2 separate regions of the Homo sapiens genome follow, and region 2 is linked to region 1. The links are chromatin loops, found by intact Hi-C in ENCODE. Cell type or tissue: Calu3. All regions are shown on one strand. Links, peaks and the distances in the headings refer to the core of each region. The heading gives the core; the rest is flanking DNA. Region 1 overlaps NRG3 (neuregulin 3). Region 2 overlaps NRG3 (neuregulin 3).

Region 1 (15,735 bases), core at 7,444-11,443:
ACATGAATGAGTGAGGGTCTATGTTTCTGAGTCTCTAGCACACTTTGGAGCATGCCTTTTAGTTATGTGTACGTAAGTGTTGATCTTTGTGTTCTTGTCTGGCCTTGTCTCTGGGTCTCTCTTTTCATGCGTGTGTGTGTGTGTGTGTGTGTGTGTGTGTTCACATATGCATACATCTCTGTGTGTTTACATGAGGGTCTCTAGGTCTCTTGGCTCCTATGGACATTAGCCCTCATCTTGCTTGCTCACCTGTAATTGTCAATCCCAGCTGTGTCATTGTGTCATCTGGTCAATGTCCTTGTACCTGTGTGTGCATGTCTTTGCTATAAGATTGTGTTGCTATGTTTTAATAGGTGTGTATGCATGTGACAACTGCATTTTTGGCACTCATATGTATGGTCCAGGCTTCTATCTGTTTATATTTATATTTTACATCAGCATGTGTGCGTGTTTGTGTACGTGTGCCTACTTTCTAAGTCTTGACAGTAGTGTACCAGTTGGTGCCTTTCACAGCTAATGTAAAACTGTCAAACAGTCCTGAATGACAAATGGAAAAAAAAAAAACTTAATGTATCTGGCTACATTGGCCTTTTTACCTTTAACAGGAAATTGATCTTATCTTTTACAGCCTATTTCACTACATATCAATGTGCAGATGCAAATACTTCCATGCCACTAACATAAAGCCTGTATCAACCCAAAGCAATCCTTTGTAGAAACTGAATCTGAAATTATCCTCTTTGCTTTATAATGGTAGTGAAAACCAAGCAAAGCATTTTTTGAGCCATAAAATTTAATTTAACTCAAAAGTCACCCTAGCTTATGGATTTTCCTGCACAGACACTTTCATATTAGGAGCCTGTGGTGAAGACTCCCTGTTGATTTTTATACATTCTAAAAGTAATAGAGAGAGAGGTAATTTTACATTTTTTACTCAACTATTAGTAAAATAACTATGATGGGTTGCTTTTGTTGGGAATGATGTAAAAGAAGGGAGACAGGGAGGGCCCATCACAAGGCCAGTGTTAGGATGGGTCTTTACATTACATTATGGGTCAAGCGGGAAAGGCCCCGCAGACCTCTGTGTTTCAATCTTATAGGAAGTTAGAATGAGGAGACCATTAAATTTACATGCATAAAGGCATGACCCCAGGCATGGAGATAGAGATGCACACAGTGTGACAGGTTCTGTGGCTGATGAGATTGAAGGTGATCTCTGTTTTCATATATAATCAAGCTGAATCTCAGTGAATTTTAGCAGTAGCCCCAGGATCACCACTTGGGATCCTGAAGTCTTGAAGCTGAGATTTAAGCGTAGATTTCTTGTTCTATTCTCCAGTTTATGAAGCCACTTCCCAAAGGACATATGTTACAAACATTTCGCCAAACCATCTTCTTCATGTTTGGGGTTCATTGTCCACATTAAAAATAAATCAAAGACAAGCAGTAACCCACATATTCTTGGGTATAAATTTTAAAATGAAAACTGCTGTAATGTACCTGTCAGAAAACATTCACATTCTTAGCCTTTTAGACAACACGGTTGGCCACTTCAGTAGACTTGACTTTAAATTCTCTTTGTTTATTAGTTGTCCACTAATAGGATAAAAAGAGCAATGAGCGCAGGAATCATAGAAATCTGTTCACCAATTTTAATTCCAATGGAGTGCAGCAGGAAACAGTAAGCTTGAGTCTCACTTCCTCAATAGAAACCCCATGCAGGTGTTCAGAGCACACTTGGTATTTCCATCACTGGCTGCTACTGATGTGATACGGGGCATTTTCATCAACCCCAAACACAGAACAGATGTGTCACAGTGCAATAATTAGCCCAAATTCCATTTACCTTTATTCTGATGTAAATGAATCCTGGTATTTTAGCTGTGCACATTGCTGAGTGATAAAAATGTCATTCCTTATCACCTCTTACAACCAGGTGTGGCTACTAAGATCTTATAAGATATAGGAAGCAGTGTTGTCATGACACTTCTTAAGATTCTCTTAAAAGGAAGGGATATCCTTGTTCTTCCCTCTTTACCTTTCCTGCTACATGAAACGTGGATGCAGTGGCCAGAATATCAACAGTTATTTTGAATCATGAAGCAATTTTGGTTATGTAAGCAGCCAGGCATGAGAAACAAGAGCAAGTTTTTGAGTTCCTGGAACCATGAATTCTTGAATTGCCTACCTCTGAACTACTCCTACATGGAAGAAATATGTAGTTCTATTTTGCTTAAGCCACTAACTTGAACTGTAATACTCGCAGCTGAATTTAACCTGCTCTGATGAAGGAAACATCTTGCTTCCAGGTCCTTAGTGGCTGCAAGATAACTGCTTCCCCTTCCATCATACTCCCATTTATGACCTATATCATTCTATACAGCATCTATCAGAGAGCAACTAAGCCAAGAATTCTCTACACAGATTTTCTTTGGTGCTGGCAAAGTAGAAGCAGTGCTTTAAATCCTGGAAGGTGTGGCTCGGAGGACATGTTGGTGGGAAGTAAGGTAGGGCTGCTGGGCAAAGAGAGGAAAAACCTTGCTAGTAAGGAGTATACTTCATCTTTTAGTACATCACTGGGCCAGGCAACTAGGGGAGAAAGAATGATTGATTTGATGCGTCTCTACTTTCCACATTATTTTAATTTATGCAAAAATGGGACTTCTATTTTTGAAATACTTCATACCAAATACATTGATTGAATTGCACCAGGAGACTAAATGAGAATTAAACAAAAATGGGAGGAAAAGAAAATGAAAGAAAATAGAAAATAATGACACTAATAAAGCCAGAGTATCTATTATCATAATCAATATTAATGTCTTCAGCTCCTTCACATGAAGACAAATGATCTCAGACTGCATAAAACAATCTGACAACACCCATAAATCAAATTAACATAGAAATGTTAAAATTAAAGAGATTTTGGATTGAAACAATATTAACTTATAATATGACTTCTCCTACCTTCTGATTGGAATATCAATTGGGGGTGAGAAAAAGAAAAATATGGAAACTCACAATACTATCAAAACTGAAGGCTGGCAATCGAATGGCAATTTTGAAAAAGCTGACTCTATTTGTAATGATGGCCATTAACATTTAATGATGCTTATTATATACCTATATATATTTACATATATATATATATATATATATATATATATATATATATATATACCACAAGTTTTATAAACATCATCTCATTCAATTCTCACAATTATTCCCCATTTTAAAAATGAGAAAATTAAGCTTTAGTGAGACTTCGCCCAAGGTCAAACAACTAATAAATGAAAAAGCTGAGACTCAGAATCAGGTGTTGAATGGTGAACCATATGGATTTTCATGGAGAAAATAAATACCCAGGTTTGGACAAGACGCATATTAAGTTCAAGGGAATACAGAGGTACTGCCTGAAAAATGTTGGGCTATGATTTTAATATTACCTACTTACTGTTTATTGACTCAGAAGTCAAGTAACTACTAATCTGAAGACCCGGCCACATGCTTGCTCTCTCTGTCTTTTGGACAGTAGTACTCTGTGAGCTGAACATTATGTTAGACCTTTTCTCACCCATGCCATTTTTCTGCACAAGAGAAAAGGTGGTATATTTCAGAAACCCATAGGCCAGGAACAGATGGGACTCCATTAGAATGGTCTATTCTGTTGTGAAGTTATCTCTGGTAATGTGTTGAGTATAGAATTTGGATATAGAAAAGTGAACCAGAAACTAACATTTGTTAATGCACTACAGCAGTTCAGAGAATTAAAGAACAAAACAGTGGAGATAGAAAATATCTCATATCCATAGATCAGTGGTCTATCAAAAAAAAAAAAACACACATGAAAAACTTAAGTCTTGAAATCTTATCTGAGAAGCTAATTTGTTTACACACAAGTAGGCTAACAGTAGAACAAATATCAACCAAAATCCTACCTCATTTAAAGGTGAATAAAGAAAAAAATAAGAAATGTTGGAAAACAATATAAAGAAAAATCAATAGACTCAGAAAAAACAGAATAATAAAAATGATATACTGAAAGATCAGAAAAACTTAGAAGAAACTACACATAATCTTTAATAGAGAATAAAAATAAATGAATATTAAGAAAACAGGAAAAATATTACAGAGAGAGCAAGTAGAAATGCAAAACAAAATGAGTGAAATTATAAGAAAGATAGGTGAAATAAAGAAATATTTTAAGGAAGAGTACAAATCAAATTGTAGAATCAAAATTTACACTGGAAGTAGTATTAAGCAAAATTCATTTTACAGAGATGTAAGTAATATACCCTAAAACTCAAAGTATAATAAAAAAATAAAAAATTAAAAAAATTAAAACACAAGAACATTTTTAGAATTCAGAAGGGAAGTGAAAAACAAAAGATACAAAGTTACAAAAACTAATAATATATAAAGAAGGATGAGTATAGAATTCTGAAATATAGATAATTGTTCCTTAAGAAAATACCAGATCTTTAAAAAGTGGGAAAAAAAATGATTAAGATATCCTAAAAGATAGCCACTCTTGAAAAAGAGTATTTTTGTAAATTGAAAATTCTTAACATTCAAAACAAATGACTATACAAACCTAAGTACATCTAGCCAACATTTTAGAATTATAAGAATAAAAGAACTACACAGGTGTGCATAAAGATACCAATATGAAGCTGAAATAAAATTTTACACATATGCTCGTCGCTTTCTTCACATAATTGCTATGGAAAGATGTTTGCAGATATGTGAGTATTAAGATGGTAAGCTGAATACAGTACTGAGGTCAACTTCATCATGAAACTGCAATAAATCTCTAGTAAAGGAATTGTAGGAAGGCATGAATTAAAAAGAACAAAGGGTATAAGAATCAACAAAACACCTTTTGGATGCTAGAAAGCAGAGAATAATGTAACTGACTCAGCAGGCCAGAGAAAGGTGAACAGTTTATCTAGAAGTCAGAAAAATTGATGGAAACTCAATTTAGATTCTAAAAATTCCAAAATCTGAGAAAATGGCAGAAATGATACCTCTAAAATTGGGATGTAGAAAGCACAATTTTAAAAATGGAGAACTTCTGTGAATCTGGTTAAGAAACAAACAGAACTTTCTCTCACATTAGGCCACTCCACACTGCTGGGTTAATTACCTTGCACCACTATGGAAACAGATGGGAGGGTAATTCCCTGCAAAGGGTAAATCAGAAATCCCCAGGACTGAGGTATATCATTCACAGGTGAGGACTGCACATGTCAACCATGATCACTATTCTAGGTAGTCTGGTTGGATGAGGTTGTAACATTGTGAGAAAAGAAAAAGCTCAAAACTCGAGATTATGTATTGATACTTTCATTATTCTTTCCTCATCTATCTCTCCATATTTTGATGGGCAAGTGTATTTCACATCTGTAGAAGAGTGGAGGAATGTTTTCTTTCTCTGGGGACTCTGACCACTCCAAAGAATATGACCTGAAGATACTGATGTTGAGGGTTTCCTACTGGGATCTTCCAAGAGAGAAGCCAAATGGACAATTCCCAGCCACCTACCCACGGAGAGCCTTGGAATAGGTTTCAAGCACAGCATTTTTAATATAAGCAGACAGCCAAATGTTGACAAACATTTAGGGGAACGATCCTACATGAAAACAGGTACTACCATAGAAAGAAGACAAATGCAGCAATCTTAGGCTGCACAAAGAGAAAATATTCAAAGTCATATTCAGAGTTAAATTAATAGTCATTTTGTTTATTATTAAGAGAGTCATGTCTAAGGAGGAGGAATAATATTGACAAATATTCAATTTCCAAAACATAATTCTTAGTTTTCCAAGGGTTTTTTTTTCCTTTAAAAAATCTTAAGATGGGCTACTTTAGCAATATAAAAGAAGAAACTCTTCTGTACATCCCTCTCACGCTTTCCCCCTTCAAAAAAATGAAGAATCCCATTAATACAATTAATAGGTAAATAACAAACATAAAAGAAAACAAGTGTGAAATATATTTATGATAAACACACCATTCAATAATCTTTATGTATTTGGAGTTTTTAAAATGAGAAAAACAAAAACAATCACGTATTAAAAAGAAGGTGGTAAATATAAGCAAATATTTACAAAAGTACAACAAACGCTTATCACAAGTTTAAACAATGATAAACCCAAAAGAACTTATTCTGAAAACAAATAACTGTGGCTGAGCCCATGTGTGCTAGGAGATAATTATGAAATTGGGAGTTCTCTGAATTAACCTTCATATAAAAAATATAATAAGTAATAATAATGTGCTAATATGAAGCTTATACATATTTTATAAAATTTTACAGTAAACACAGCAATTATTATAAAATTCTCTACAGGGTGGAACACTCCCATCACCCTGCCCCTTTGGATGCCACTGCCACTAAGTCATATTCAGACTTAAGAATCATTTTGTTTACTATTGAGAGAGTCATATATAAGGAGAGGGAAATAATAAGTTCTAGACTGAATACTGCCTTAGTCCAGCCTACGAATCATAAAAACAGGAACTAACAGAATGAAACACTTACCAAGTAAATTAATTGCATGCCAGAATAAAACTAAAAATTTTATGAATAATAATAAAATCTCCCAACAAGTAAAATTTGCAATGTCTGACATTGAATAAAAAATTACTAGGCATGCAAAAAAAGCAGAAAAATAAGACCAATGAGGAAGAAAAAATTCAATCAGTTGAAATAGAAGCCACATTTGAAAAAATAATTTAAAAAGAATAAAACTATATAAAGGTGCATCATAATCAAATTTTTAAAAATCTGTGATAAAAAGAAAATCTTACAAACAGGCAGAGAGAAAAGATGCGTTACATACATAGGAACAAAGATAAGAAAGATGGCAGATTTCTTATCAAAATAATGCGAGCAAGAAGACAGTCAAGCACATCTTTAAAATACCAAGGAGGGAATAAAAAAAAACTACTGAGAAAAAAATACCTTTCAGTAATGAAGATAAATAAAGACTGTTTCAGACTTACAAAATTTGTATGAATTCGTCAGCAGCAGACCCACACTACTTGAAATGTTAAAGCAAGTCCTCCAGGCAGAAGGAAAATAATACCAGATGATTATATTGATCTAAACAAAAGAATGAAGAGCACCAGAAATGGTAACTAAATTAGTAAATATATATATTTTTCTATATATACATATATATGTGTGTATATATAGACATAATTATTTAAATATCCTTAAACAATTATTGATTGCTTAAACAAAAATAATAGCAATGCAATATAGTATTTATAATATGGGCAAAAGTGAAATATATGTAACAATACCACAAAGACCAGGAGAGGCAAAATGAAAAAACTTATTGTAAGGCAATTTTCCTACACATGAAGTATTATAATATCACAAATATAGATTTTAATAGTTAAAGAGATATATGAAAAATCCTAAAACAGCTACTAAAATACAAAGCAGAGATTTATAGCTAATAGGTCAACAAAGAACATAATATGGAATCATTAAAAAATTCAATCAGGCCGGACCTGGTGGCTCATGCCTGTAATCCCAGCACTTTGGGAGGCCAAGGCGGGCGGATCACCTGAGGTCAGGAGTTAGAGACCAGCCTCAACATGGAGAAACCCTATCTCTACTAAAAATACAAAATTAGCCGGGCGTGGTGGTGCATGCCTGTAATCCCAGCTACTGGGGAGGCTGAGGCAGGAGAATTGCTTGAACCTGGGAGGCGGAGGTTGTGGTGAGCTGAGATCGCGCTGTTGCACTCCAGTCTGGGCAACAAGAGTGAAACTCCATCACAAAAAAAATTAATAATAAATTAAAAATAAAAATAAAAAATTCAATTAATCTAAAAAAAGTAGAAAACAGGAAAAGAGAACAAAGAACAGATGGGACAAATAAAAAATGAATAGCAAGAAAACAAATGGGAAGATGATTTTAAAATGTTGACTAGATGTACTTAGCTTTACTCAGCTATTTATTTGAGTCTGTTGGAATATTGAGAATTTTTTCAATTCACAAAAAATAATTCTTAGATTTCCAAGGCTTATTTTCCTTTAGAATATTTTAAAAGTCTACTTTAGCAACATAAAATACTAAAGTCTCCTGTACATTCCTCTGTCACGCCCCCTCTCAAAAAAAAGAAACTCACAAATGCAATTAAGAAGTAAATAACAAATATGAAAGAAAACAAGTATGTAATATATTTATGATAAAAATTTAAATATTCTATATGTATTTAGAGTTTTTACAATGAGGAAAAAAATGATCACCTATTCAAAAGCAGGAAACAACTATGAGTGAATGTTTACAAAAGAACAAATGCCTAATGAAAAGTATGAAAAATATTAACATTTCCCTAATTTTACATATGTAAAATAAATAAGCTATTTTGCCTACAAAATTGACATTATTATAAATTGCACTATTCGGTTTTGCCAAAGCCAAGAGAAAATGTCACCTTTATGTAATCCTAATGAGACTGTAATCAGTCTGCAAATAAATAATTATTGAGCATCCATCATTAGGTGTCTGATATGGAATGCAAATCGTATTTTTATATAAAAATTCTTAAAATTTCTCCCAGTACTACTTCTCATTGAAAATTTGTTCTAGAAAAAAAACTGAATATTTGTCAAGATTTATTGAAAAGCTACCACATTTATAAATTAATAAAATATAACAGCATAAATGTCCAGTTGTAGAGAACTGATTAGCAAATGGTAGCATCCATACAATGGAATGCAATATAGTACTTATATAAAAATATACATGAAAATATTTTTTATGTCTATCTATACATAGATATATAAATGCACATACCATGTTTTAATAAATAAGTTATATAGGGCATAAACAGATATTAGAGTGCCAGTCTTTTCTAAAAATATTAAATCAAACCATGAAAAAGATTAGAAGGCTAAATACTATAATAACTCCTATAACTTCTCCTTTACTAGTTGATTTATATCTTGAATCCTAACTTCTCCCTTGAATTCCACACTACTATAACCAAGTTGAAAGTTCACATGTCCAAAACCAGAACTCTTATTTGCTTTCCTTCCCCAAACTAGCTCCCCACCTAGTTTTCCTAATATGAATAAGCAAAAATATCATTTTTCTTGACTGTTTTCTTTTCTTACCTCTCACTACCAACCTTCAGCCAAGTACTGCCATCTCTTGACTCCAAATCTCCCCCCTGCTACTTGCACTCTTGCTCTCTAAAATCCATTCTCCATACAGCAGCCAGAGTTATTCATGGAGGTAGAGAGTAAAATGATACATACCAGAGGCTGGGGAGGGTGTGTGTGTGTAAAGGGCAGTGGTTCGAGTGAGAGTGATAAAGAGGGGTTGGTTAATGAGTACAAATGTAGAGTTAGATGGAAGGAGTTCTAATGTTACATAGCAGAATAAGGTGACTAGAGTTAGCAACAATATATTGTACATTTGTAAATAGCAAGAAGAGAGGACTTGAAATCTTCCAACACACAGAAATGATAAATACTCCAGGTGATGAATATCCTAAATATCCTGAGTTGATCATTACACATTCTATGCATGTAACAAAATATGACATCTACTCCATAATTATGTACAAATATTATGTACCAATTAAAAAATTTTGCCAGGTGCTGTGGCTCACGCCTGTAATCCCAGCACATTGGGAGGCCTACACAGGTGGATCCCTGTTAGGAGTTCGAGACCAGCCTGGTCAACATGGTGAAACACCATCTCTAATAAAAATGCAAAAATTAGCCAGACATGGTGGTGCATGCCTGTAGTCTCAGCTACTCAGGAGGCCGAGGCAGGAGAATCACTTGAACCCAGGAGGTGGAGGTTGCAGTGAGACTAGATTGCACCACTCCACTCCAACCTGGGCAACAGAGCGAGACTCCATCTCAAAAAAAAAAAAAAAATTTTAAGAGAGAAACAAAAACCTATAGACCCTATCATATAGGTCCCTTGCTTGAAGCCCAATAATGGCATCTCACCACACTGAAAATAAAATCTGAATTCCTCACCATAGTACCAAAAGCATACATGAACTGTCTTCTCCTGCATTACTAACCTAAGATCAACCACGGCCTACCTTGTCCATGACTCTAAAGGTCCTAGCCTCAATCAGGACAACCATGTTCCTACCTGGAGGCATTGCCTAGATTGCTCCTCCTCAGCCTTCACAGAGATCTTTTCTAACCACTTCTAAACCAGAACTCTCTTGCCAGCCTTCACCTATCCTACATTGACATACCAGAGATTTCCCATCATTTATAGCTTCCTGAATTAATTTGTCTCATTCACCTACTGATGTAATGAATGACAGTGATGTCTAATCGAAAATCTAAGTCCTCAAGGACTATATTGCCTAAATATTTACAATATTGTAGTTGGTATCTGGTTGCTGATTTTTATCTCCTTCTTTGTGCTTCTCACCATTATCCAAATTTTATATGACTGATAAATATTTTAAAGACAGGAATGAAAAGTTCATATATGCACAAAACATAAAATAACAATGGCAGAGCTTAAGGTGCAAAGTAAAGAGAGGCATTTTCCTTGAGAACCTGATTAAGTCACTCCTTCAGTTGTGGGCACTTTTTGAAATAATCTTTTTGAGTGGAAGGTTAAAAAAGAAATTTCTTATATTAGAAGAGAGATTAATATGAAAGAGCTGTCGGTAAATTTGGAAGACTCCATAGGTTAATTAGACCTTCTGAAAAGAGGCCAATAAAAACCAGGGAGAGCAAAGTGGCCTCTTTTGCTGGCCTGAATGGTTTGGGTACTTTAAGCCACAAGCAGGAGAAAGCCAAGAGCACAGTAAGAATTTAACTGAAAATCAATAGTCCATAGCACAAACTCCATTCTCTGTCACCCTGCCAACTAGTTCCCAACAGGGCAATAGCATTTTAATAAAGTAGCTGTTAATTAGAGGAGGAGATTCACATGGTTTAGTTAACACTGTTTAGCTAAAGGACTAGACAGATTTGGAGAGCTTTATTAACTCAAATAACTGAGTCATGAAGGGAGGACTTTGGCTTATGTATAAAAGGGTTAAATTGATTCCACGTGCTAGAAAGAGCTCTGAGTTGCAATTCTCTTGAAAGCAACACATCCCATAGTTACATATCTCCGTTGCTGTCTTGGGTTGACTTACTGGTTTCTCTGCCAGTAATGATGATAGGCTGAGAAGCGGTGGAAGCTCACTCACTTGACACTTCAATGTATTCTCTTTGGGTTCAGTGAAAAAGGGCAGCCAATAACTTAGTGACTTCTCTTGCCCTTGTCTTTAGAAAGATTTACTCTGCCCAAAAAGGAGTGGGGAATAGAATGAGATGATGACAATGTTAAAAGTCAGTGGCTGACTTTTGCAAACAGAATAATATATTTGACACACAGAACAACTGACAAAATGATGGCAGAGCAAGGCACCTAGTACTGATGCAGTAGCCTGCCCTGTAATGTTCAACTGCCCAGCAATTAAATGTAAAAAGTAAAATAAAAAGGAAAGCTCAGTGATTTTGTGGAGTGATTTGACACTTTTATGTATAAATTTAAGCTCACAAGAATGGAGGTATTTTAGCCATTCACCTCTCCTTTAGCTATCAAGTTTGAGCTCCTGAACCCATCCTGGAAACTAGTGTTCACTTGAGCTAAATTTAAATTCGACAGATAATTGCAGAAGTTTTGAAGAATGAGAATTGATCCATGAAAACCAAATCTATTGTCCTATTCTCTCTTCAAGAACAGAATCTATTCTAGTGAAACAAAGTTTCATTTTCCATTGCATTCTGGAAGTTTCCCTTAATATATAAGCTTCCGGCAAGTCATTTGAGGGTTTGGGCACACTGATATTGAGAATGATCAAGAGTGATGGGCCACTTTGTTATATCAAGCCACTGAATATATTCATGCAATAATCAATACATTGCAGTATTTGAATCTAAGAAGCAATGGAGTGAATCTGCTTTCCCATGGCAGACACCTTGGCCAAGCTTAATTGCTTTGCTTAAACTTAGAGCAATCCAGGATCTCCATCTGTCAAATAGGGGTAATTGCAGTTGATATCTTTCTTTCCTAGAAGTATGTAGGGATCATTATTCAGATAGTATGGGTCAGGAAGCTAAGGATTCAGTGACAACAGCACCTGTTACTGAAAGGCAGTTGAAAAGAGAACAGGCTTTCAATGAGATAGACCAGGACTGGAAATCCAGCAACTCCATTTACTATCCAGTGAATGTATTAATATAAAATTCACTTATCCTTTCAGAGCCTGAGATTTCTTATCAGTAAAACTGGGGAAAAAATATCTACCTCGGCATGTCTATGTGAAGATTATAGCCAATGTATGCAAAGTGCTGGCCTACTAAAGGTACAAAAAAAGGGGAAGTGATTGCTTTATATATTTAATGGACCACTTGCCCCATAGTCGGTGCTTCTGTATTTAAAACAAGATTTCATGCTCCTTAAAGTTGGAACTCAGGACTTGTGTTATCATATCCACACAAATTCTGAGAACAGTGCACCCTGCAATAGCAGACCATTAACCAACCTCTAGTTATGAAACTAGTGATTGATAACTAAAGTCCCATAACTTCATGTACTTTCTCTATGCCGGTGACTCCAATTCTTCCAGCACTAACCACTTCCTGGGGCTCCAGGCTCAATGGCTTATTTGACATCCCCACCTGAATTCTTGATAATAATCTTTTAAAATTTCCCAAATAGAATTCTTAGTTTTTTAATACTTCCCTATACCTTGTTCTTTCCCAGTCTTCCTCTCTCAGGAAATAGCATGCCAATTCACTTTGTCTCAAGACAGAAAGACTTCACCAACGTCTAACCTCGCTAACAGTGTATTATAGTACACATTTTCCATACCCCCAGGGCTCCAGGTATTGTACATATTTTTAAAATTTTTCCAATATAATTTTATTCTAGTTTATATTTCCCATATTAACAGTGAGCTTCATTTTCTCATTGGCTGTTTATGAGCCTTGCTGTTCATTCATGTGCCAGTACTTAGATCACATGCTGAACTTGTTTCCCTACTACCACATTTACTGAGCAAGAACTAACTGAATGTTGGTCTTTATCCTTAAAATATTCTCTTCAATATTCAATGTTTTAGAGAAATCCTGCATTCAAAGTCAAATACTTTGCTATTCCCTGAGTTATTCAAATTGATAGGGTTCTTGTCTCTCTTACAGTCCTATTTCTTCTTCTTGCTTGGGTTAAAAGCAAACAGAGAACTATGCCTTAAAAATTCCATTGCACCACTGCACTCTAGCCTGGGCAACAGAGCAAGACTCTGTCTCAAAAACAAAACAAAACAAAACAAAAAAAAAGAAATTCCTTACAAAATCCATTATTATGATTCACTCTGTTTAGCGATGTTTTCATCTGTATAGCCATGACAAAGCATTCAGTATCCTATGACTTTTCCCAGGAACCTTCAGAATTTAAAATCTGTTTGCTGTTTATACTTTTGCATGATTTCCTGCTTAAAAAACTTTTGCCCCAAAACTGAGTTTACCTCTTCTGCCAAGCCATTAGCAGACTGGTGAAGAAGAGTGTTGCTAGGGGACAGGACTTCAGAATAAGTGCATTATCTTCTATCAGAAAACCACTGAAAATAAGATATTTAGATGATTCTATTGTGTTTAGGTAGGTAAAATGGATTGCTTTTTATTATTTTTTTGAAAAGGGCTAATTAAATTCACACTTGTCAACCATAGTGGTAATACAGAGCTTAAATTCTTACAGGCTATGTGAGCTCAGTAAATATCCACTAAAACAAACAAACAAACAATAAACAACTCTTATAGGATCCTTGAGGCTCAGCTCAAGATGTTTCTTTATTCATGAAGGCTTTCCACCACCTCTCAGTGAAAAGAAATTTGAATTTTTTGCTCCATTCATTCCAGGACTCTTTCCAGGTGAACATCTGACAGCATCCACACATAGCTTTATATTTAAGATAATTATGCATCTTTTCCTTTTCAAGTTCCTTTAGAAGAGTGACTTCTTCTTATTTGTATTTTTAACTCCCTCTGTATAGAACCCAGGACATTTACCTTCCTTGATTCTGCTGCATCTCACAAAGTCTATCTCAACAAAGTTGACTGAGCACCTACTATGTTCCAGGGATGAAGCCTGATGCTATGGGACTAAAAAACTAACGAAGGCATGGTTTCTATTTCTTAGATTCTCTCTACTTAATAAGAGAAGCAGAAAAATAAACATGCTTAAAATATTCTGTATAAAGAACTATGACTGGAGTGAACCCAGGGTACTATGAGAGAACAGAGGGCGTTAGCCACCCAGGTAACCCAAAGGAAGATGTTGGAGAAGGAAACTGATTCCGGAATGAAATCCTAAAGGATGAGTCCAATAGATGGAACAACAGAAAAGGAACATGACAGACAGGGAAAGCAACATTTTTAGAGACTTGAAAACCAGTAATATATTCAGGAAACTGCAAGCAGTTAGAGATATTTGGAGTGCTGAGAGAGTGAAGGAAGATAGTGTTGGAGTGGTCAGGAGGTTGGATGATGAATGGCTTTAAATGCCAGGCTAATTTCCTGAGTGCAATAGAGAACCATTGCATATGAAACTTAGTTACTTGCATATACATCATTGAACCTAGCTTCCAAAGCTATGCAATCAGCAATGTTACTTTCAGGTGATGCACCTAATCTGTAACTTGCAGCCTTCATGGAAGTTTAGATTAAATCAAATCATTATTTTCATAGTTGGTCTTCTATTTTAATTTTTTGTTTGTCTTAAAAGGAATTTGAAGCCTACTAAAAAAAATTGAAACCTATCTACAGCTAAAGACTATCATTTTCTTCTTGTTTCATGCTCTTCATGCAGAAGTTTGAGCATTTAAATAATATTCTTGTCATGTATTTTTCACACCTTCATCTGAATGGAAAGCTTGAGTGAGTAAACTAATCCCCATGAAAGATTTCATTTCCAGTGTGAAAATGATCAGGTTTAAGAAGGAAAAAAGGCTCTTATTTTAATCAAGGACAGTGGTTAAGAATCGTACAATTCCCATAAAAATAATATGCCACTTCTCTCAGGATTTCAAGAGTAAGCATTTGTGGCATTTTACTTACATGTGAAGAAAAAGTACATAAGCCCAAAGGAATGATCTCAAAACAGTGTAAGAGGAGAGTTTATTTGACAATAAATTTGCAAACTCCTCAACACAACTGGCATCAGCTATAGCCTTATTAAACCCAACAGTCAGATCATTCAGAGAGAAATATACATCCAATTTACCTGCGCAGACACACTTCCATGAAAAGACTTGAGATTTTAACATCATAAACACTTCTCTTAAAGGGCCTCCTATTTTAGACTTTCAAATACAACACATACGGAGACACAGACATAGACATACACACAGACATGCTCACAGGAGCACATACACCGTGAGACACCATAGACCAACAGACATGTTCACAGGAGACTAAAAAAGCCAAAATATTCAAACATTTAGATGACAATTAAATTTAGAGCCATTTTGGAGAAAATATTCACTTGTTTAACTGAAAATTATTTGTAACAATGAATAAATGACATGTTAATTCAGTTTCCTTCATAAAAGGACTTTGATGTTGACTAACATTTTATTCAATGTAGTCAACAACTTGGCCCCATTTTTCACTCATTTCTGCATATTTTCCTTATCAAGGTTCAGTTACCACTCTAGAAAAACAAAATATCCCCTT
Region 2 (15,735 bases), core at 4,351-8,350, 200 kb before region 1:
GTTGAGGAAGATATTTTCCCTCAGTTTACCAGCCTAGAATGCGTTTCCCTATAATCCCAAATATGAGCTTCACTGCCCAGTATGGTCAGAATCTGCCCATTGTGTTCCCTTCCACACTAGATTCTGTTGGCTTCCCAGTGCTCTTATAGCAAGTTATTGACAAGAAGGAACTTTTGGTCTCATTTGCCACTGAACCTCAGTGTCTTGCATGATGCCAGATACCTAGTAAACAGACTGTGTGTATATGCATGTGTGTGAATGTGTGTGTGTGTGTGTGTGTGTGTGTTTGTAAGGTGGATTTTAAGCTGCCTTTAGTAGAAATATTTTCCTGATATTCATAAAGCCACCAGAATCGCTGTGAGCATTAAAAAAATAAACATATTTTTAGAGATTTACTCTGAGATAAACTCTGGAAACACTGTCTTTGGCTTTTTTCTATAAAACAAGGAATGCTTGGCCCTTCTGTCAATTTTTTAGTTTTCTCAAGTAATACGTAGGTACATAGGTAACGAAATAAAAGAGTAGTTGGATGTTAACGTGCACTGACACAGAGTTGGGATACAGTGAAAAGAATGGGTTTTAGGGCGCTCTCTTCTACCTTATTGATACGGACAGGAAATGGGAAAATACTGGGTTGAAGAGGGTGGTTCCCTGGCAAAGGCCCCACCTTTAAGCCTAGATGCCCGCATCCCTGAATAAGAATAGGCATTTCTGTTTTCATGCCCAAAAAGTTGCCTTTTGGCTTTCCATTCCCCTATCCTGCCCCCATATAAACCCTGAACCACAAGCTCCAGGGCAGACCAGCAGATCAGCAATGGCAGAACGACGCGGCAGAGAAAGAGAAGAGGAGGGATGTCTGGATGCTGAGGGGAGTTCAGCAGGGGGTGACTGGAGGAGGCTGGCCACTGGGCAGCCCCACTCCAGGGGAATATCACCTTCCCACTCCATCCCCACTTTCAGCTCCTCATCATCTCGCTGAGAGCCACCTCCACCACTCAACAAAACCTTGCACTCATCCTTCCAGCCTGCATGTGATCCAATTCTTCTGAGCCACTGGGCAAGAGCTTGGGATACAGAAGGCTGTCACACTGGCCCCCTGCCCTTGCGATAAAGCAGAGGGTCCACTGAGCTGATTAACACTCAAGCCATCTGCAGATGGCAAAACTGAAAGAGCTTTGTAACGTGGAGGGTTGCAGGTATCCACCTCCAGACACCACTGTGGAGCCAAAGCACCTGCCCCCGCCTCTGCACTGCCCTTCTGCATGCTTCCCCTCCTTCAGGGGTTTCAGCTGGGGGACGACCAAAAACAGGTGAGCCACACCCCTGTCATATGTCAGGGAACTCTCTCGTTTCATTATCATCCAAAGCCTGCTAGCACTGAGTGACTCAGGAAACTCACAGCTGATTTCTGCAAAGTGGGGATAACAATACAGAGGTTGTACATTCTGGTGAAAGTTACATTAAGAAAAATCCACATAGTATATGATAGTCTTGCTTTTCTATGAATTTGAGTGTAATCAAATTATAATTAGGTCAAGTATATGTCATACTCATCATGGAACATCCTTGGATTATGCTTATTTTACAGAGAAAGTTATTAAAATTTCCCATTATGCCTGAAAAGTTTTGGGAGCTAAGCCAGGCACCGTGGTTTACACCTATAATCCCAGCACTTTGGGAAGCCAAGGAAGGAGGATCACTTGTGGCCAGGAGTTTGTGACCAGCCTGGGCCACATACTGAGACCCCACCAGTACAAAAACTTTAAAAAATTAGCCAGGCATGATGGTGTGCACTTGTAGTCCCAGTGACTTGGGAGGCTGAGGAAGGAGGATCACTTGAGCCCAGGAGGTCAAGGCTGCAGTGAGCCATGACTGTACCAGTGCACTGCAACCTAAGCAATAGAGCAAGAACCTATCTCTAAAAATAAGTAGAGTACATAAAGCCAGAGTTTAAATGTCTTATTTTGAAGCAGTTTGAATTCCTGAACCACTGGGACAATAAAGGAGAGAGTTTAGTGGGGAGGCGAAGCATGTAGAACCTGGTGTCAGCCTCCCTAGTCTGGTACACAAACACTGACATTTTGGTTTACGCATAAAAATTGTGATTTGGCCCTTAAGCCATCTTTTATGTTTGTAAATGATGATCAGACAAAAGTGATTTGGAAAGAAATAGCATGCTCAGGAACCCAGAAGTGCTGCCTGATGCTGTGAAACTTAGGTTGGAGGAAGAATCCTTTCAGTAGCCCCAGAGATGGGCAGACCACAGAAGGACACGGCAAATTCCCTCATTGCCTCGGCAGAGTCCACAGAACAGCTGAGCCATCTTTATCCTGTTTTGAGAAGGTTTTATTGAAATATTTACCCAAGAAGCTTGCACGGCGGGGCCTGTGGTACCAAGGTTACTGTTCACATTTGTACTGATAGATCATCTCTGGCTAAAATAATATTTATGGATATGTTCTTAATTTTTAAAATAAATTTGGTGAAATAATCCATAATCCACTTAAACTATATAATTTTATCTGGGATACAAAATATTGCATAATTCTCTCTCTGCTCTGTCTGCATGGGAGAAGCTTCCAGACTGTCCCATCCCTCACAAGATAGTGAAACTCTCAGGCAGGAAGCAGGTGCCTGGTGAGGCAGTTCGGGGACACATCTGAAGGGTCAACAGCAGGAATGGCCTAAACTGTAGGTGGTAAGGAGTGTTTTTCCCATGTTTTTTCTTCAGGAACTGTCAAAAGGGAGCATTCCCCTAACAAAAGGTGGCCTCCTATTTCTGCCTGTCTTTTAAGTTTACTACTTGAATAATTACAATGATCCTTGATTCTAAAATGTGTTCTTGTGCACGATCTGGTATTATTGTGTTTTTAAATAATGTATCTGTGCCTGTTCTCTTTTATTCCCATTAGTGGATCTAAATTGAACTCTCTGCACAAGACTCACTGTGCTGGGAGACTCTGAGTACCTATCAAGAAGTTCTGACACAAGTACACTGACCTGTCAACAAAGCTGTGCAGATAAAGTAACAATACCTGTAACTTACTATATTATACTGGACTTACCCCAAATTCCCTGTGTTTACTCAATACCAGGCATCTCAACTTTACCTATATCAAGCCTCAAATAATCCTGGGAAGTAGTAATATTGTTTTTCCCACTTCACAGATAAGAAAACTGAATCACAGAGAATATGTTTTATTTATTTATTTATTTACTTATTTATTTATTTAGAGATGGAGTCTCACTCTGTCACCTAGGCTGGAGTGCAGTGGTATGATCTCGGCTTATTGCATCCTTGAAAGTTCCACCTTCTAGGTTCAAGTGACTCTTGTGCCTCAGCTTCCCAAGTAGCTGAGATTACAGGCATGCATCACCACACCTGGCTAATATTTTGTATTTTTAGTGGAGACTGGGTTTTGCCACGTTGGCCAGGCTGGTCTTGAACTCCCAAGGTCATGTGATCTGCCCACCTCAGCCTCCTAAGTTCTGGGATTACAAGCGTGAGCCACCACGTTCGGTCAAGAATATGTATAATTTGTCTGCTAGTAGCAGTGGAGCATTGAATCCAACCAGCCAGACCAAATAAGAATTATTAGGAAAAACAGAAGACAAAAAGACAACACTTTTTAAAGAGTCTGCAAGGAAATAAAAATATTCTTATTTATCTTTAAAAAATATTTATCTTTTAAAAAGATTTTTATCTTTTTAAAATTAAATATTTTAAAGACATCATTATATAGTGAGATCTTCTTTAAATAATCAGACTAGTACAAAGAAAGTTTGATAAAGTTCTAAGTGCTATATAAATTCTGGAGTCTATTGGCTATAAAAACACTCCAGTAATTTTCAAGGTGTTTTAGTTGCTAGCACTCTCATTATAAGGGTTAAGGGACAGACCAAAATCAATTAGGTAATTTTAGGTTTTGCATAGCTACAATATCTTGCATTTATATGGCATTTTACAACTTCCAATTGACATTCACATATATTATGGTCCAATGACTGCCAGGAAGGACAGTTATCATCATCCCCATTTTACAGCTGGTAAATAAATCATCATGGGAGCAAACAAAAAGAGTGTGTGCACGTCTCCGTGTGTGTATGACATTGAATAGTTATACATAAACAAGCCTGGTCTTAAAACTTACAAAGGAGAGCAGCTAAAAGCTACATATCCAAAGCAATGTACTAACTGCCAGAGATCTGACACTGTCTAGGTAGAGTCGAACACGCCTTGCTTATCTTGGGTTCCATATTCGCTGCTAACATATCCTGCGTTTAAAAAATGTTCCTTTTAAATTATTTTCTGTAGGCTTTCGTAAAGCAGATTATTTTTATTTTATGCCATTAAGAATTTTAGTGCCTACATATTTTAAACACTGAAGTATACAGATAGCTAAACTTTCAGAAAACTATTTTGGGAAAGAATTAAGAAAAAAGTAAATCACTTCATTTTTCTTGAATCATATATTTTCCACAAGTAAAATCTATAATTTTCAGTGTGTACATTTTCACATGAAAGTGTATTTTTCTTTTCTGCAAAAAAAATAAAAAAATAAAAAAGTCAACAGCCTATTGTATTGTGTCACAAAATTGCAAAATCGACAACAATTTCATGTTATTGACACAATTATGGCCCGTTACGCTGATTAAGTAGGAAAGGAAAAATAATATTTCCTTTAAACCCATGAAGAGTCGTTAAGAAAAGCAATGAGGGAAAAATCAAGAAATGCTTGCAGAATGTAACAAATAATAGAAAATTGCTAATTTGTCAAAGTATTAAAATTAGCGATAGGAATTCTGAGTCCTGAGAATATACAGTAGACAGGAATTCTCTGGCATGCCCCTCCCCACTTTTAAACCGAAGTCTCCTGTTAATTAAATAAGGCAGATGATACTGGTACAATTTCTCTCACGGGATTCTTGAAATATGCTTTTCCTTGGCTTCAATATGAGCATAAAGGAGAGAGGAAAGAGCTATCATATATATACATAGTATCTATTTCACAGTCATAGTTTTCTATATGTTGCTTTCAATTCTTTCATTGGCCTTTTGGGGCAACTATTAGACTATCTTAAAAAAATTAAATATTGAAGGTTCTGATTAAATGACTTGCAAAAAATCAGAGTTAGTAGAAAGCTGAGTAGGACTTTGAACTCAGGTCTCTCAGCTTTGAACACTCACATTTGCCTCTTGTATGTCTTACCCCAACTCACACAGGGAAGGTATTTTAAATAAACAAATTTGTGTCAATTCTTGGATACAAAAGCAAACCCAAGTCATAATGACCTCCTTAAAAAACACCATTTCCTGCTTCAGATAGAGCCACTAATCACAGAAGAAAACATTAAAATAAGGTAATCTTTGGCTAATAACTAAATTCCAATCACAGAAGAAAACATTAAAATAAAGTAATCTTTGGCTAATAACTAAATTCCAATCACAGAAGAAAACATTAAAATAAAGTAATCTTTGGCTAATAACTAAATGATGTGTTGGTTGAATGTGCTTTTTTGTTTTTTTGCATGATACTTAAATATCCATATCCAAAGCAATGTACTAACTGCCAACTAATTTTAATACAAAGAGGTCGAATTAGAAGAGGTAAACCACTGCTTAAGTGTCATGGAATTACAAAATAACATTCATTGTGTTGTTGGTTTGCTTGCTTTCCGAGTTTCTAAGACTATCATGACAAGCTATGTCCACAGAGAGGAAGAATAATTATAACTTTCTTCATTTCCTCTTGTCAAAAGCAATCGGTAGACCACCTGTTATCAATATGGCTATTGCAAATTACTTAAATTATGTCTGGGCTATGGCAATCATTCCCATGAACACTTCTTTGATGAACTTGCAAATTCTTCTAAGGTTCTTCACCTTGTTATTAACACCACTCTGCAGGGAATCTGCAGTGACTCTGCAGCCTGGCCTGGATTTATAGATATTTTAGCCTTCATTCCCTCCTGTCGATGGAATTCAGGGATGTGTGCCAAAACTCCATTTTCATTCTGACTTGCTTCAACCACAGGGAATCATTAGCTGCTGCTCTCAGAGCACTTACTGGAGAACCATTTGATATAGAGGACCCTCACTGAATGGAAGAGCTAATGGACCTCCAAAGTGACAGGGCAAAGCACTAACTGGGATGGTCCTGTTATATCGTAGAATTGTCGTTACGCAATGACCAATCAATTCTCTTAAAAATGGAAGCTTTTATTTCAAAACCTACTCAGAGACAGCCAGTCATAATAGGGAGAAAAAACTACTCTTAGGGTTCCCTTTGCCCTTCCCAATGGCTGCCCCCACTCCCCAACTCCTATCAGCATGTCAGATTGTTATACAAGCCATCAGTCCTGTTACCAAAGTATCACCCTGGGCAATGGTAGCTATTGGGCTGTCTTATTCTTTTTCCAGCAATTCCATATTTCAAGTGCTTCAAGTATCTTCAAGCGAATTGCTTGGCTGATTTCCAAAATGGTCAATACAGGTCAAATTCAGCTTAAATGCTATCCTTTCCAAAGTTTTGAAAATCCATTTTTGCAGGAAGGCCGGTGAAACATTTAATGAGCTTCAGTTCAGAAGAGACACATCCTTTTTACTTGAATTTGGTCTTAAAACACATTTGGTCCATTCAAATGTGTAGCAATCTTTTCAATTACAGTGGCTACCTCTTTTCAATCTAGTGCAGTATATTATACATAGCACCATTGCCAACATTTTTAAAATTTCTAGAAATGGCATAAAAATGAAAAGATCATAGAATATTCTGATTTTATTCAGAATATTTTGATTCAAAGTGTTTCTGCTGACTTATTTTCCTTCTTCATCCAGCTTCATTTCTATGGGGTGTATCTACCTTTTATTAAATCCAATGTTTTTAATGTTTTCAAAACATGATTTCAACATGAAAAAGAATTATTATAAAAAGTATCAATGAATTATTAATAAAAGAAGGAGCAGACACATTCAAATAGACTTAGTAGTGCTTAATCTGGAAGCACTTAATTGAAAGTTCTCTTATCAGCTCAATAATAGTGAATTATAATGACCTTGATTTTAAAGAGACAAGGACACTATCTATATTTCTTAATGGAAAGACTAGAGGCAGGAGTCAACTCTCTTAACCGGGTGTTACATAAATGAAATATATGTGTAATATAGAGATGTTAGAAAATTTGCCAAGTTGAAAGAAGGAAATAGTTGTAAACTATCAACCTTTTTAGTTTTTTTTTCAGAATTAGGATTCTACTATATGTTCAAGTTTGCAATTTCATATTACATTTTTATACCTAACATGACATAGTGACCATTGGATATCCTCAAAACACTGTGAAAATTCATTCAATGTACAAATATATTCTAATTTATATAGACATTTAAATTCATAATTCATACTTGTTAAAAATTTTTGCTATTACAGATAAAAATGTGGTGAGCATCCCTACAAATAAATATTCACAAGCATGTCTATGGGCCAGGTGTGGTGGCTCACGCCTGTAATCCCAGCACTTTGGGAGGCTGAGGTGGGTGGATCACGAGGTCAGGAGATTGAGACCATCCTGGCTAACACAGTGAAACCCCGTCTCTACTAAAAAACTACAAAAAATCAGCCAGGTGTGGTGGCAGGTGCCTGTAGTCCCAGCTACCAGGGAGGCTGAGGCAGGAGAATGGCGTGAACCTGGGAAGCGGAGTTTGCAGTGAGCCTAGATCACGCCACCGCACTCCAGCCTGGGTGACAGAGCGAGACTCCGTCTCAAAAAACAAACAAACAAACAAACAAACAAAAAACAGTATAAGGCTTTTAAAACATACTAAAATATTACCTACAAAAAATATTTAACAAAGTGCACTCCCTCAAGTAGTATTTGTGGACACGTGTTTTCACAGCCCCCTTACCAAACTGGGTATAGTAGTCACTTTTAAAAATCTTTAAATAAAGGATAGGAAAAAAACACCTAATTTGCATTTCTCTGTGAGGCTGAGTATATTTGTTTGCTGGTTATCTGTATTTCTTTTTAGATAGATTATGTTCCTCCCCTTTGTCAATTTCCCTATTGAGCTTTTATTTTAATGTTACCCTTTGATCTACATGACTTCTTCAGGGTTTTAATTCTTTGCCATATTTGTTATTCGGTTTCCTCACAGTTTGTCTTTTAATTTTGTTTCTGATTTATGATATTCAGATAAAAAAATGCTGTGTCAAAGTTGTTAATTTTTGCCTTCCATTGCTTTTATTTGCTCACAAGGTCCTTACAATTGCTGAACATAAATAAACATGTAATTTTACTTATTATTTTCCTTAGGCTTTATTTGTTTATTACATTAACTTTTGAAATCATTAGTATACTTTTGGTATAGAAAGAGGGGTCAACATACACTTCTGATTCTATTTACCTGATAGTCAATCATTTATTGAACAATCAGTCTCTCATTTTCCTCTGGTTTATGAATCAAGCCTTGTTCTATACTAAGTCCCACAATATACCACAATCTGTTTTCACTAATTAGCCTGTGGATAATCTGTGGCTTTATATTTTCAGGCTGGGCATAGTAACTCACACCTGTAATCCCAACATTTTAGGAAGCTGAGGCAGGAGGATCACTTAAGTCCAGGAGTTGGAGACCAGCCTGGGCAACCTAGTGAGGCCCCATTTCTACGAAAAAAAAAAAAAAAAAAAAACCCAGAAATTATCTGGGCATGGTGGTGAGCACCTGTAGTCCCAGCTACTCAGAAGGCTGTGTAGGGAGAATGGCCTGAGCTCAGGAGATTGAGGCTGCAGTGAGCCAAGATCATACCACTGTGCTCCAACCTGAGTGACAGAGCAAGGGTCCCTCTCAGAAAAATAAAATACACACACACACACACACACACACACACACACACACACACACACATATATATATACACATTATATTTTGAATTTAGGAAAATCTATTTTCTCTATTTCTTGTTCTTTAAAAATCCTTCTGTCAAGTTTTTTTTTTTTAATTAAATTGCTTTATAATTTCTAAGTACTGGTACCACAAGTGTTTCTTGAAGAACTGGAATAAGAAAATTATGAAGAAACAAACATGTCCCCCACTTTCAACTCCTCCCTTTTCTGGGATTATTATTGTCCTTTTTTTTTTTTTTTTTTTTTTTTTTTTTTGCATGTACTTTCAGGATTTCTATCACGAATAGTTTGGTAATTGTGTTCTTATCGTTCCTTGAGAAGAAAACAGAAATGTGTCAGAGCATGGTCTATTTTCACAACACAGAAAAATATTTGATGCAGTTTATTATAGGATTACAATTTTTTTTAATCTAGGAAATATAATTTTAATTTCTTTCAGATTTAGATGTCTAATCTTTTGAGACACAAAAAAATAAACTATTGAATAAGCCAGGGTCATGCATAAGCCTTTATATTGCTGCTCAGATCTATTAAATGGCATCTTATTTAACTTGAAACAAAATCCAGTAACTACTATGTCATAAACATACTCCTGGTAGCATGTCAGTCACTGAAGTATTTTGCTTTTTAAAATTTCCTAACGATGAAGTATTTTTCTTACTCCAAACACATTACAAAGCACTGTGACATTTAATTTTTAAATTCATTTCTGTATGTATTTATTCAATAGTATCTTAGTGATAGGAGGTGCTCAGTAAACATTTGTTGAATAGGAGTATGACTGAAACATACTACTTAAATAGAGTGCTGTACAAAATGGCACTTTATTAATAACTACATTGGAATTTTTAGAAGTGGCTGATGCAGGAACAAATGTAAGCCTTTTATTCACAGCAAAGCTTGAGAGATGAATAGCAGGCACATGTGATGTGTGATTTATTCATACACACCAGTAGGAGATTTATAGGCATCTATTAACCTACTCGAGTTCCAATTTTGTCTTAGGCTAGTCTTTTGTCATGATTAGCTATGTTGTGAGTCTATGTTAAATAACAGGCTGTCTGTACTGAAATATGCAAGAAATATGAAGACAGAAGGCCAAAATTATTAAATATGTACATCATTTCACTTAAACTATAGGTATATATCTGCTTATGTGTGTTACAAAAATTAGAGATGTACATGCATCTCACAAAAGCAAAGGATTTTTCTTTTATGGACATGAGACTCATTGTTATGGACTGAATTTATCTACAAAAATATAAAATCCCTACATGAAGTAAACTCCAGTTCCTCAGAATGTGATCATATTTGGAGAAAGGTCTTCACAGAAGTAATGAAGTTAAAATAAGGTAATGAGGATGTGATCTAATCTAATATGGCTGATGTCCTTAGAGGAAATTTGGAACACACACACCTACAGAGGAAACATGATGAGAAGATACATCTCCTTGACCATCTATAAGTCAAGGAGGGAGGCCTCAAAAGGAATCAACTCTGAACACAAACACCTACAGAGGAAACATAATAAGGTACATCTCCTTGACCATCTATAAGTCAAGGAGGGAGGCCTCAAAAGGAATCAACTCTGCTGACACCTTGATCTTGGAATTCTGACCTCCGGGACTGTGAGAAAGTAAATTTCCATAGTGAAGCCACCCAGTCTGTAGCACTTTGTAACAGCAGTCCTAGCAAATTCATACACTCATGAAGTAATGAAGAATACAGCATAGCCATATGCAGAAAAAGAAGAATTACTTTGTTCTCCTGATAGTCTCAGTTTTTGGAAAAGATGAATCATCTCAGCCTGCATACTGTGGTGGGACCTGATCTGATTCCTCCTCTTGGTAAAACACCATCAAAGAAAGCCACTACTTTAGCTAATGCTTCTGATTCATCCCTTCTTCAATTGATTACGAATTCAAACATAATTGATTGCATTGGCCACTTCCAAATGATTATCCCATTAGATTGGCCACTGTAACATGGTTGAGGATCTAAAAGAGCTTGCATGCACATCACGCTTTGAAGGAGTAGCTCATTCCTGGATTTTCCCTTAAGGTCTTAATGTCACTTGTGTGCTTTGTATCCATACATGCACAGTCACAATAAATATGAGAGAGGAGGAGTGTGGAGAGAAACAATCCCCACTCCCCTTCTTCCCCAACCCAGGTTTGCAGAGCATAGGAATAGGGTGCAAATTTTGTAACTAGGGTGAATGCAGCGGCACTGCCAAAGTCATATATGAACACCACATGTCAGGGGTGAGGAAAGGTCACAGTTCTATTTGTCCTGACACAGGACATATGGTAACTTTTACAGAGCCCTCCTACTATATCACGTATCTGTTCTTCCAAACCTGTGCCATTGCTCAGTGTGGCAATACATCTTCCCTGTGGACTAAACCTGGCTCTTGGATCCAGGCAGCTTCTGCTGGCATGGCATGTTCTAAGTTCATAACTATACAATGCATTTCTCTACACCATCTTAGTGAAACAACATGGGAATAGAGTTTTATAATAGTAATAGAAAAAAGTCATAATTTTCCATGCCTCACTATTCAGAATAATTAATTTAATAACTGTGTCATACGAGAAGAGTAAATAAAGAGAAGAAAAGGGGTGTGGATATATATGATCACTGATGCATACACAATTGCAAAGAAAAACAAATTACCAGGGTAATACTGGAAATGAAAGCTTGGTAAGAAATATTTTTCAGATGTTAATTTGATTCTTCTATTGAGTCTTAAAGCCACAGTGTCTATAAGTGCACTCTTTATCCCCCCTTGTTTTTATTTTTAGCAGTTACATAACCTTATGTCTCTAAAAACCAATTAAACACCTTCCTGATCTCTACTGGGAGTTTTCCCCAAGTAGTTCTCTACCTAGACTATAACAGGACTACTATTTCATTTACAACTTCTTGCTGGAGAGTGTTTCATCAGAGGTGTTAAGAAAAAGTACTGAAATTAATAAAGGAAGGCAGAAACAAAATAAAATGCAGTTCTCTCTGGACACAGTTCAAGTCTCTGGGGTTGGTTCACAATAAACACTGAGATTCTAGATCTTAGATGAGCAGTTTGCTTCTCCTGCCACAGTCTGTAGGTTCTCAAGAACAGATTATTTCTGAGTACTAGGATATATGCCTAAGCTCCACATCATAAACAGACGCTTCTAAAGTGTGTAAATAATTATTTCCATTAACTTTGCAGATCTAAAAGTAAATCTTTGTTTGCTTGGTCAGGTAAAACTTAAACCGTAACTACTTTGTTTCCATTTTGTCTTCTTCCACTGTTAAAGAGGCAGCAGCCTTGCCCTTTCCAAATTAAGACTCGCAATTCTGCTATTCAAACGGTGGGACTGTGTGTATCCCGGATATGACACATACCAGATGCTGCCAGCACCCTCCACCCCCACGCCTTGCAACGGGCCTGCCCTTTCCATCAGTGGCCTCAGTGGCTTACCGACAGTGTTTATGGGATCCGGTCAGGGTTTCGATCACAAAGCACTCGCCATCATTGAGACAGTATGCAAGGTCCTTGTCTCGGCAGGGTTTGAAGTGCTCGGATCGCTCTGTGGAATATGTCGTCGTATCTGTCAGGGAAAGCACAGGGGGAAACGCTGTCAGCAGTACATTCTGACACCAACAACTCCTGTCACTGGCTCTGGATCTCTGTATGGAGGCCTTCTCATGGGCTCTGACCTCTGGGACTCTAGACAGACAGCTCCAACCCTCCTTGGTACTGACCAAATGCAGCTGGCTGTAACCACTATATTCAATTGTCTTATTTCTCCACTAAATTTTATCTATTGGAGTCACTCTGGAGAAGCCCCATTTGTGGACAAGTAAACACTAAAAGCTGAATGATCCTAAGTCAAACACCCCAAATCCACCCTCATTAATTTCAGTTTTAACAAACATGTTGTATGAAGGATTGAAACAACATTCCCTTCCCTTTATTGCTGCCAAATATAATTAAACATCTGATCAATGTATATTGTGACTGTTCTGTGGAATCCAATGTCAGTTTGGGGGATTTTTTTTTCAGTTACAGCTATAATTGGCTAATAGCTAAGCCAATTATTCTTTCACTTTCTCCTTTTATTATGTAATTAAAATGCAAATGTTCTAAATTCTGAAACAGATTCTCAAATATGAAGAATGTTTCTGGTAAATATTTAACAGGACCAATTATTGCCATTTTTTAGCATATCTTAAACATGCATTCTTAAAATCATAATTACTTACATTTTCAAATTAAGTTATACATCAATATCTGCATCCCAAATATGAGAATAACAATAAATAAGTGCTATCTATAAGATACAGACTCTATTACCACATGTAGACATTGTTCCAATTACAGAGTTTTAAGCAACTATTAGCTCCAATTCCACCACAACATTCAACAAAAAATATACTTAAAAAGTCAAAGAAGAAAAAATTATTCAATGCTTAAGCTTTTAATTTCCTTTACAGAGATTTAGATTAATAATAATATTCAAGCATGGGATATTATACCAGCTTATTAACCGCTCTTGTTTTAATGTGTCTCCCAAATTCCATGTGTTGGAAAATTAATCCTCAAAATCATATGTTGATGATATTTGAAGATGGGGCCCTTTGGGAGGTAATCAGGAATGGATAAGGTCATCAGGGTGAGGCCCCCATGATGGAACTGTTGGCTGTTCAAGAAGAGAAAGAAGGACTGAGTTGACATGCTCTTACTCCCTATCCATGTGATGCCCTGCACTGCCTCAGGGCTTGCAGAGTCCTTGCCAGCAAGAATGCCCTCAGCAGATGCAGCCCCTTGACCTTAGACTTCCCAGCCTCCAAAACTGCAAAAAATAAATGTATTTTCTTTATAAATTACCTAGCTTCGGGTATTCAGTTAAAGCAATAGAAAATGGACTAAGACAGTAAATGAAGGTCACAATGAGCTTCTTCCCTGATTATCGTCACAACTGATGGTGAGCGAGCAGTTTAAAAGGAAACTCACCCCTGTCTCTCCCACATCTAAAAATCCTCATGGGCTCTCCTGTGGGAATAACTTTAAAATCCACAGTAGGGCAAACCAGGGCATGGGCCATCTATATGTTTATCTGTCTGGTCTCTTCTTGCACTCTAAAACTTTATGCAACTTAATTTTCAACTATCATTCTATTTCCCCAAAATACCAAGAACTGTCACACTGCTCCTTCTTCCCAGACCTTCATTCTTTGTTGAAGACACCCAGAAATCCTCAGAACTTAGATGATCTCATCTTGTGCCTCCCAGTGCCTCTTATCACTTTCATCACTGCATTCAACACTGCAAGTAATCCTTTCTTTGTTTTATCTGTTCCTTTCTTCTGTAAGGTCCTTGAGGGCCTGCATGGAGGCTTAATGAGAACTGGTGTTCAGAAAAATATCTCCAAAATCTCTGATCTCTCTAACATCAACAATTAAATGCTATAAATGAAAGCTATAATTAAAAACCTCATTATAATTTTATAAAAGTTAACGCATTTTGTACAGCAAAAAGTGAAGTATAATTTAACATTTATGTTATCATTTTAGTATACTTTTTATAATATTGATAAAGATTGCAACAGCAAGGCCTTCAGATTCACACAGACCCTCACACATATGTTACTCATATTCCACGAGCACTGAAATAAACCACTATTGGTATTGCAATGGGAACTTATGTTTTCCATTTCAAAATATCTGCTTGTTAATACTTTGGCACAAAATAAAGGCTCTGCAAAACACACACATTTTCCATCTTGCAGGAGATTCTCTACAGAAAAGATCTGTTATTCAAGACAGTACGTGATAAACAGTCACACAGAATCAATCTCTCTATGGGAAATATTTAAAATTCAAGAGCTCTGAGCAAAAAATTCAATATGAAACGGTGCACAGTTGACTGCTACTCTGGCTGCTGAAGTATATTAACTCATGATCAGTTAGTTAACTTTTCCTTTAATTTCTTATTATCCATTTATTGATATTCACTGATCATGCTTCTAAGAACAGCTTTCATTAACATAATCTACAGCATAAAAAGTGAGATCCTTATTTTATAATCAGTGGTTTTAACAAGCTACAGACTTCAAGTGCAATACAATGGCAAAGCAATTACAATCAATTAATTTCCATCTGACAACTGCTATCTCTAGTGGTTACCGCCCCATTCTACCAACTGATTTCTCCATCATGTTATCATCTATCAGCACATTACAGAGGATCAGAGACCCAAGTCAATGGCTCTGCAAAAGTCTGGGGTGGGAAAGCTCAGATATCAGGCTTAACATGTACTGAGGCTTTCCATTTCCATAGCTTAAAGAATCTCCAAATTAATTTAAAATGCACATGCTTAACCTTCACAATGACTTTACTGAATTCAAAGAAAACAACATTATTATAACTTTTTAATGACAATATAATAAACAATAATAAAATATTGGGTATGATCATTCTCTAAGTAAATAACTGCAATTATCAATACATTTGAAACCTTAGAATATACCTATGCATTTTACTATATATTATCTACATAGTATTACCCACCTGAAATCACAGAGGCATTGGCTAAGGTAAGTGTAATTCATCATGAGGTGAAATTTTATTCTTGAAAGTCATCATGCAAAATATGTGTATGGAAATATAGGCAAATTCTGGACCCTTAATAAACTCACGAGGTTGCTACGCTAACTCTAAGACCACCTACTTAGATTTTTCTTGACTAAATAATAAGCATACTGTGTCCAAGTCACTCTTACTGAGGTTTTCTATCACTTACAACCAAACAAAGCCTACTAAAGAGATGCTAATAATTTTGGATGAT

What was found. A loop is a pair of places that touch in the nucleus more often than their neighbours do. Peaks named below come from ENCODE experiments on the same cell type or tissue, not always from the same donor. Only the 100,000 strongest peaks of a DNase experiment are listed, where the experiment ranks them.
Region 2: it touches region 1 in a loop (2.2-fold over the local background); 4 of 110 quality-filtered maps call a loop at or near these places.

What each region holds. Positions count from the first base shown.
Region 1 is chr10:82,158,100-82,173,834 of GRCh38, reverse strand. All of the region lies in intron 1 of NRG3 (neuregulin 3), which reads right to left. Among named protein-coding and RNA genes, the nearest start is that of NRG3-AS1, 67 kb to the left of the region's middle. In Calu3, for the core only: no CTCF peak of the experiment used is centred there; DNase peaks (open chromatin) are centred at 9,284 and 10,844.
Region 2 is chr10:82,355,501-82,371,235 of GRCh38, reverse strand. It overlaps NRG3 (neuregulin 3), which reads right to left. Exons shown (of 9, transcript NM_001010848.4): 2 at 12,368-12,497. Among named protein-coding and RNA genes, the nearest start is that of NRG3-AS1, 130 kb to the right of the region's middle. In Calu3, for the core only: no CTCF peak of the experiment used is centred there; no DNase peak of the experiment used is centred there.